Linked DNA regions of Homo sapiens: region 1 is linked to region 2. The links are chromatin loops, found by intact Hi-C in ENCODE. Cell type or tissue: PC-3. All regions are shown on one strand. Each heading gives the region's core, and the rest is flanking DNA. Links, peaks and the distances in the headings are about the cores only. Region 1 has its middle 19 kb from the start of ZNF648. Region 2 has its middle 120 kb from the start of ZNF648.

What was found. Peaks named below come from ENCODE experiments on the same cell type or tissue, not always from the same donor. Only the 100,000 strongest peaks of a DNase experiment are listed, where the experiment ranks them.
Region 1: it touches region 2 in a loop (2.6-fold over the local background); 7 of 110 quality-filtered maps call a loop at or near these places.

What each region holds. Positions count from the first base shown.
Region 1 is chr1:182,078,608-182,083,007 of GRCh38, reverse strand. No RefSeq gene overlaps it. Among named protein-coding and RNA genes, the nearest start is that of ZNF648, 19 kb to the right of the region's middle. In PC-3, for the core only: a CTCF peak has its summit at 1,835 (motif pointing right); no DNase peak of the experiment used is centred there.
Region 2 is chr1:182,179,106-182,183,505 of GRCh38, reverse strand. It overlaps the pseudogene YPEL5P1. Among named protein-coding and RNA genes, the nearest start is that of ZNF648, 120 kb to the right of the region's middle. In PC-3, for the core only: no CTCF peak of the experiment used is centred there; a DNase peak (open chromatin) is centred at 2,095; H3K27ac peaks cover 2,101 bases.

The DNA.
Region 1 (4,400 bases), core at 232-4,231, 100 kb after region 2:
CACAGGAAGGCTGTGGGCTGTACGGACACCACCATGCTCCAGAGCTCCCTGCTGAGCCAGCCAGTGGGAGCTGAGGGCAGGCAGTCCATGCTCTGCTACCTCCTTTCCCTAGAGCTTTTCTTTAGATGCCCCCAGTCTGGTCAAAAACAAGCATTCTGAGCTGTGAAATGTTCTGGTCAGTGATCCCAGAGAAGTTTTATAAAGTCTTGAACACAGCCAGATATGCCTCAGTCCCACACTGTTTGAACCTGATTTAATCTTACTCTGACTACTTAGAAGACACCAACTTTAGAGGTGGTATGGGTGTTGGTATAGACCATGGGCTCTGGAATCAGACTCCAAGGGTCTGAATCTTTGCTCTGTCACTTATTAGCTATGTGACAAAGGGTAATTTACTTAACCTCTCTGTGCCTGTTTCCTCTTGTACAAAATGGCGATGAAAGCATCTGCCTGTGTTGCTGTGACACGGGCCTGGCACCTGCTAAGCACACAATAAATTTAAGTCACGGTCATCTCGCAAGGCATCGGTATTACTCTGTAGTCTCAAGTTAGAGAAAGGAAGTCTGAAAGCTTATAGTTTGGAAGGGGCCTGGGAACATTTTATAGTGATTCCATTCAATTGTTCTCTTGCTTTTTATCTTCTTGTCATTAGGATAACATGGAGAAGGTGTCCCAACTACAAAGCTGGTGAATGAAACTGTCTGGGTGGTGGGTGGGAGGCCACTAGTCCAGGACGTTCTGCAGCTCTGGCAGTTCTACGATCCTAGCCAATTTTCGCCCAGATAGCACTAGGCCTTGTCTTGTGCCCCAGAAGGCTGTGGTCACTGCGCTCCCAGATGGCAGCTCTATACTTGTTCTAGGGCTAAACACAGAAGGGGCCAAACTTGATAATACTCTGCTTCTGGTCATAATTCTTCTGCAAAATTGTTATATATACCTCTTTATATATAAAGACAAAAACTCATCCTTTAGTGGCCTCCAGAGACCCCGGGAAAGAGCCCAACTCCATAGCATGTCCCGCAGGTCTGCTGTGGGACACTCACCCCTATAGCATCATCCCCATATCCTGCTACATTCCAGCCATCCTGACCAGCTCATGGCTCCCCACACTCTCTCAGTAGCCCCCACCCTCTCCTCATTAACTCCTGATCATCCTCAGGCCTCTGTTTAGCCATTTTCTGAAACTCTCCCACTGCCCACCGCCCACCTCCACTACCACCCCCACCCCCACCCCCACCCCCCCCCACCACCCCCACTATGGTTCATTTAATAGTTTCTCCTGTGTGCTCCCATGTGCTCTGGGTTTACCCCATTGAAGCCCTTAGGGCACTTTCAAACCATCTGCTCCCCTCTTTGCTTCATCTGACTGTAAACTAACTTGAAGATAGAAACTGTGTGTGGATTCCTATTGCTTCAGTGGCACCAAGCACAGCACCTGATTTAAAGAGGGTGTTCAGCAAGATTTCTTAAGGAAATGACACTCAACATGAGACTTAAGGGTTTGGGGTGGGGAAGAGGTACAATTTCAAGAAAGGAAAGAACATGGCAGCAAGTGCAAAGCCCCCAGGGTTGGAAAGAACTTGATATATCCAAGGAACATGCTAAGGACAGTGTGGCTGGAATGTAGAGAGGTAGCGGGCAGGTGGCAAAGGATTTGGTCTGGAAGGTTCAAAGCATGGTGGGAAGTAATTGAAACAGGTTACACTGGATAGAAACAATATCCTATATCCTCAACATCTTCTCTTCCCCTTTTTGCTCTCATGAAACATGGCTCTCTTCTGAGAATAGCTCCTTCTCAAGTGGAGGATTAATTTTCTCTTCCACATCCCTCCTACCACTAGGTGGGGCAAGTGTCTTCCTCACTCCTTTGCTATTTCAGACCATTCTTTCTCTCTTAAAGCTCCCCAGCTTTGAATAAGCAGCCTGTGGCATCCACCACTCCTCCATGAAGTCTCCCACAAACCCCAGAGGGCTTCCTCTCATTCCTTATATGGATCTCAGCACCTGGTTCACCATCATTTTCACCAACCCCACTTGTCATCATTCTAAGAACTACAACTCTGTGGAGCTGGCTTTTTGCTTCCCTGAGTCTGTGAGCTCCTCTTCTCCAAGGATCTTGTCCTTTACTGTATCAAATATGCAAATGGCCCAAATCTAAAGCTTGTCCTCAATAACAACTGCACTCCCTCTGCAGTCTCAATTTGGTGCAACTCCCTCTCTGGCCAGCACCTCCTTAAACTTCCCAGCTCGCTGCCCCTGAAATCCCACCACCACCCATCCTTCCACCCAGGGGAAGTCTGGCCCTTCCACCTTTTAACTCGTCCTGCTCCCCTCAGGCTCTCTCTCCGCATCTGACTTGGCTTCAATTCCATGCTTCATCACATTAGTCACTTCTTTTTCATAACCCCTCATCTTTATACCTTTCTTTAGTTTCGTTGTATTTGTCTGGCAAAACTCTAACAATGGTGAACTCCAAGCTTCTGCCCACACAGCCAACATGTTGGGGGAAAGCACACCATCTTCCTGGCTGGCCTAACTTCAATTCATGACCACTAACCTTGCATGGGCCTTTATTGCTACCTGGCAATTATGAACCCATTCACTCTGCAAATGAATATTTTATGCCTTTTTTCTTTTTAGACTTCCCACACTTCCTCCACTATCATCCATCTCAGCCAACGACCTTGCTTCTTATTTTGCTGAGAAAAAGCAACCCTAGCAAGAGTACTTCCTCAAGCTGCCACCTCCACATCTAGCCACACCCTGTGCCTGTGTCCATGACTTCCGCTCTCCTTTTGCTGTGGACCAGCTGCCTGTGCCGAAGCCACTCCTGTACAGGCCCTGAGTCCCATCCTCTCTTACTTTCCCAAGGACACAATCCTATTTCTCTATTCCCACATAATCACTCCTTGAATAATCTGTTTAGACTCACAGACTACAATTCCTCTCCTCCCTTAAATCTACTCCAATCAGGTTTGATCCCCATGTAGCTTAATTGGATGGCCAATTCTTAGTTCTCATTAATAGGAACTCTCAGTAGTGTTTGACATCATGTGGCACTCCCTTCTCCTTGAACCATTTTCTTCCCTTGATCTCCAGAATATCACAGACATCTGACTTCTCTTCAAACCTTTTGTCCACATCTTTTCACCTCTTTTGCTGGGCATTTCTCATCTCCCCTACTTATGAACATTGGACTGGTCCAGGGCTCAGTCCTCGAATCTCTTCACTGTATACGCTCCCTCGGTGACTCATAGAATCCGATGGCTTTAAGTGTAATCCACACGTTGATAATTCAAATTGTATTTTCTACCAAGATCCTCATCTTGAAATCCAGATGCCTCTCCAACTGTCGCATCAATGTTTCCAAGTGGAAACCTCATCCAAACTGAAGCTCCTGGACTTTCTCTCCTAAACTCTGTTTCTCCCACAGTCTTCCCCTGCTCACTTAATGGCAGCTCCATCCTTCTGGTTGTTCAGGCCAAAAACCTTAGAGTTGTCCTTGACTCCTCTCTTTCTCTCACACCCCATAGCCAATATATAACAAAATCATGTTAGCTCTAACTTTAAAACGTATCTAGAAATTGACCATTTCTCACCATTTGTGACAACTCTGGTCCAAGCCACCATCATCCCTCACCCAGATTACTGCAAAGACTCCTAACTGATCCTCCTGAGTCCACCATTGCTCCCATCAGCTGTCTTAAAATAGTAGCCAGAGTGATCTGGTTAAAATATTACTCAGAGAAAATGCCAAACTCCTTTCAATGACCTGCAAGACCCTATGTGATCTGGCCAGGACTTTACCTCCTCCTTCTCTTCCCACTGCCCATTCCATTCACCTAGGTGTCCTTGACCCGCACATTTCAGGCCTCTGTACTGGTTCTTTCCTTTCTGGCTTCTCCCAGATATTTGCACATCTTACTCCCTTGCCTCATTTAAGATTTTGCAAGAAAGTCAGGTAAAATACACAAAATATAAAATTAACCACCTTAACTGTTTTTAAGTGTACAGCTCAATGATATTAAGTACAATGATCCTCTATTTACAATGGCTCAACTTAAAATTTTCGACTTTACAATGGTGTGAGAATGTACCACATTCACTAGAAACTGTACTTCAAATTTTGAATTTTGACCTTTTCCCAGGCTAGCAATATGCAGTGTGATACTCTCACAATCTGGGCAGCTGCATCAAGCTGCGGCTGTCAATCAGCCACGCCATCACAAGAGTAAACCGTGATACTCTCCCGTGGACTGTGATGCAGATGATTCTGTTCAACTAGAGGCCAATGTAAGTGTTCTGGACACGTTTCAGGTGGGCTGGGCTCAGCTGTGATGCTCAATAGGTTAGGTGTACTAACTGCAATTTCCACTTAGAATTTTTTTCACTTATGATGG
Region 2 (4,400 bases), core at 123-4,122:
AGGTTGGACATCAATGAATGGAAATAAAGAGAAGGTAGGTTTGCCTCAGTGTATCTCTGTCATTGAGGATTTCCAAGGAGAAGCCAGATGAAGAAGAAGAGGAAGGGAGTGATGAGGAGGAGAAAAGAAAAGGAAGAAAAAGAGGAGGAAGAAGAAAGAGGAAGAGGAGGAGGTCAGCATTTATTGAGCACTTCCTATGTACCAGGCATTGTTTTAAATAAGCTAAATATATTATCTTATTAAAATCTTACAGTATCACAACCCAGCATCAAGGGAAGCCCAGGCCAGCCCAGTTATGTCCACTGTGGGTTGCGTCCTACCTTTCACTTGCTGTAGGGAGGGTTGGTGTGTTCTTGCAACCCCTTTATTCTACTCACCTATGCAGGTTTTTAAAATTTCAGCTCCAAAAATGGGCAGAATTTTCCTTGATTATATTGGCAGTACCCATTTGTTTTCTCGTGCAAACTGTGATATAATCCTGACCAATGGCTCAGAACTCAGCTCATCTCTACTAGGTGCACAGGCACCACTAGCAGGGCGTTTCTTTGTCACAAAGTAGTTAACCTACAGTATGGTGAAGTTCAAGATCGGATCATGCTCACTGGCTGCCACATGGTTCAAGGTGTGAGCTACAAAAACCGCAACAGCCAACTGGGATGGATCTGTGAGTTTGCCACTGAAGACAGCCAGCATTATAAGGAAGGCTGTGTGATTCTGAAATGTGCTCTAGTTAGAGAGAATGAGGGCTTTGAGGAGCATGTACCATTCAATAACTCTTGGAAGAAAATGAGCTCAATCCATCTTTTTCCAGGTTTCCTTCACTGAAAACAAAAATCTGCTTACACACACTGCCAACTTAGTATCAGAGTCAGGTTCATAAACTGTGGAACAAGAGGTTGTGAGAATCTAAGATGGAACCTTTCTTTCTTTTTTTAAAAAAAGTTTTGTATTTTCCATGTAATAGCAGAGTGTGGAAAGAGTATTATGCAGATGTCATCAATTTTTCCCTATGTTTACATCTTAAGGCAGAAGAGTCTGTCTGCAACCATGTGATGGGCTGTGTAAAGAAAAAATCTGGGCTATTAGAGTGGAAAAGTGTGTTTTATATAAAATTTGAAAGGAAATATGTCAAGAGCATGGGTTTTTAACTTGAGCTTCATTTTAAACTTATTTTTTAAAAACCCAATTATTTTACCTGATTTGCTACCTTCAGAGAAGAGATCCAAATCTGGGCCGAGCACTAAGGACTCAGTTTTGGCATTACCTGTGCCGGCCAATGTGCCATATTCTTGTTGGAGATGAACCATAGCATTTTCCTTGCCAGTCTTGACCCAAAGGTGTCACCATTCCAGTTATTTATCACCATGTAATTGGTGTTGATTGGAAACTTTTTGTGAAATGGGGAAGAACTGCTTTGTTGTCTTTTTCTTTGTAACAAGCATAGTAATATAAATAAAATAATAGTTGGGAAAAAAATCTTACAATATCCCTATAAAGTATTGAGGCACAGAGAAGTTAAATAAACTGCCCATATTTACAGGATTTGGGATGATGGAGCTGAGACTTAAACCCAGGAAAGTCTGTTTCCAGATCCTATGCTCTAAACCACTACACTCTTTGATTTATAATGCGAGGAGATTCCTGTATCCAGCAGGAGTTCAGGTGTTATTATTTCTGAGCTTCCCTCCAACTTAGATCACTCAAGCTCTTTCCAGGGCTAAGATGGTTGGTATCTAGTGCCATTCAACAGTTATGGAACACTGACCATTCACCAGGCTCTGGGCTGGGCACTAGGGGCATTCAGATAAGTAAGACAAGACAGTCCTGTAATAGACAAAGGTGCAGGGAACTTCCATGGTCCACAAAGACAGAATCACAGTCTTTCCTCTGAGAGTTGGCAAGCTTGTAAAGAAGGCAGTATTTGCTTTTGAAACACCCTGCTCTCACCTTAGCTCATTTTGTCACCACACTCTCCTTTCCAGTGTCAACCAGCAAACCCACAAACATCTCACTGTTGAGGGAGGGTTCCTGACCGTATGTGGCACTAAGAAGGCTGAGCAGCAGAGTGAGCATGGATATAACCAGGCAAACTTGTTTTCAAGGCTCAGCTCAGCCACTGCTGGGTGGAATAAATCATGTGTTTAAGGCAAAGCAGCCAGAGATATTAGCCCCCCTCCGATACCTGCCAGTTATGACTCATTCTCCCCACTTCACCTAAAGCTATCAGATCTGGACAGGAAAATAAAGAAGTATTGTGTAATCTGTGCAATCATTCCGAATTCTATAAACATGGGCATTATATTTAACTTCTCTGTGGCTCAGTACTTTATGGGACTATTGTAAGATTGTTTTTTCCCAACTATTACTTTATTTATATTACTATGTTTGTTACATGGAAAAGGACAACCAAGCAGTTCTGTCACATTTGAGAAAAATATATAGGTACACACACACACATATCTATATATGTGTATATATATATGTATGTATGTATGTACAATTGTCCTATAACTGAAGATATTTATTGAGCCCTTGCTATATACCAGGCAGCATTCATGAGCTTTACCCATCTTAGTTCATTAAATCCTTATCATAACCATGTTGGATCAGTGTCATGGCAGCTACATTTTACAGATGAGAAAATGAGACACAGAAAAATAAAGCAAATTGTTCAAAATCACGGGGCTAGTAAATAGGGAGTCAGTTTAGCACATAAACAATACTGTTTCTGTCACTAAAATAGAAAATTGAGGCACTGAGAATCAATAAATTAGCCTGAAAGCCATGGTAGGGCAGTGAGAGGGTCAGAATGCCACCGGTTAAGTGTGTTCACCATGTAGGGGCCTGTTTCTACCACTCCTGTATCTCCCAAGAGGACACAGAAAAGATCCTTGGCGATCCTTCCTCCAACAAACATGGCTGTTGGTGGCTTTGTGTAGTGATATACATTCCTCAATGTCTATGTATGCTCATGTATATATAGGTTGGTGCAAAAGCATCTGCAGTTTTGCCATTGAAATTAATGGTAAAACTACAATTACTTTTGCACCAACCTAATACTTGCTTTTCAGGGTCCCAGTTGCATAAAGGCTAATCCCTCTGCTCATCCATTTTTAGAATGTCAGATGCTAATCACTTCCAAAGAAGTGATTCTCTGCATTTTGCTCCAAGCATTGATCCATCAGTTGCCTTTGCTCTTCACAGAAGTGAATCAGGACACTGGAGATACAAACGGTGCCAAAAACCTCTGCCCCTAAGGAAAGAAAAAAGGAGCATTGGATTGTTCCCTTCACAATCTGACAGGCGCTTGAGAAGAAAGAGCCCATATTTAATATGGTTAATGCATTTTGACTTTAGAGAAATAATAATTTTCATAGAAAAAAAGGGTAATATATTTCAAGCGTAAGAAGTCATACCATCAAGATGAGAAAGTTCAAAGTATATCCATGAGACAGGAACTTAAATTCTGGACTGATTGTGCTTGTATAATCTATAGCAGGTAGTTAAACTCCATGAATCTCAGCTTTCTCATCTATGAAATGAACCGAGTTTTATAGATGAGGAAAGTTTGTCTGGCAGAGCATCACAATGCAGTAAATGCTAGTTTATGTTTCAGTAGTCAGAAAGAGTAACGCGCAAAAAAGCATATTTTCATATTTTTCTCTCTTTTTTTTTCTGACATGGAATCTTGCTCTGTCACTCAGGCTGGAGTGCAGTGGTGCAATCTCAGCTCACCGCAACCTCCACCTCCTGGGCTCAAGCGATTCTCCTGCCTCAGCCTCCCAAGTAGCTTGGATTACAGACGCACACTACCGCGCCCAGCTAATTTTTCTATTTTTGGTAGAGACGGGGTTTCACCATGTTGGCCAGACTGGTCTCAAACTCCTGACCTCAGGCGATCTGCCTGCCTCGGCCTCCCAAAGTGCTGAAGTGATTGCTTTAGTGTCTATCACCCAGAGACGGAGTTAATGGAGTTATAAGACTGCCTGAAAAGATTCTCTGAAACAAAGCCTCTGGCTTCATACAAAGCATCTCAACTCACGTTAAAAAGTTCAAGGAAGTAAATTTTAAAGTTGAAATTGTAGAACTTTTAGAAAAGAACCTACATCCAAATTCCTGCCATTTGAGGATAGTCAAAAATTTATTAGACTCAAAAAGCATAAAGCATAAAAAGTTAAAAATTGATACATTGGATTTCATCAAAATTAAAAATTTCTTCCCTTTGAAAGACATCATTAAGAAAATAAAAAAGTAAGCCAAATACTGGGAGAAAATAGTACCAATTCATATATTAACAAAGGATTTGTATCCAAGACATATGCAGAACTCTTGCAACTAAATCATAAGACAATCCAGTTAAAATGGACAAAAGACTTGAGCAGACATTTTACGGGAAATAT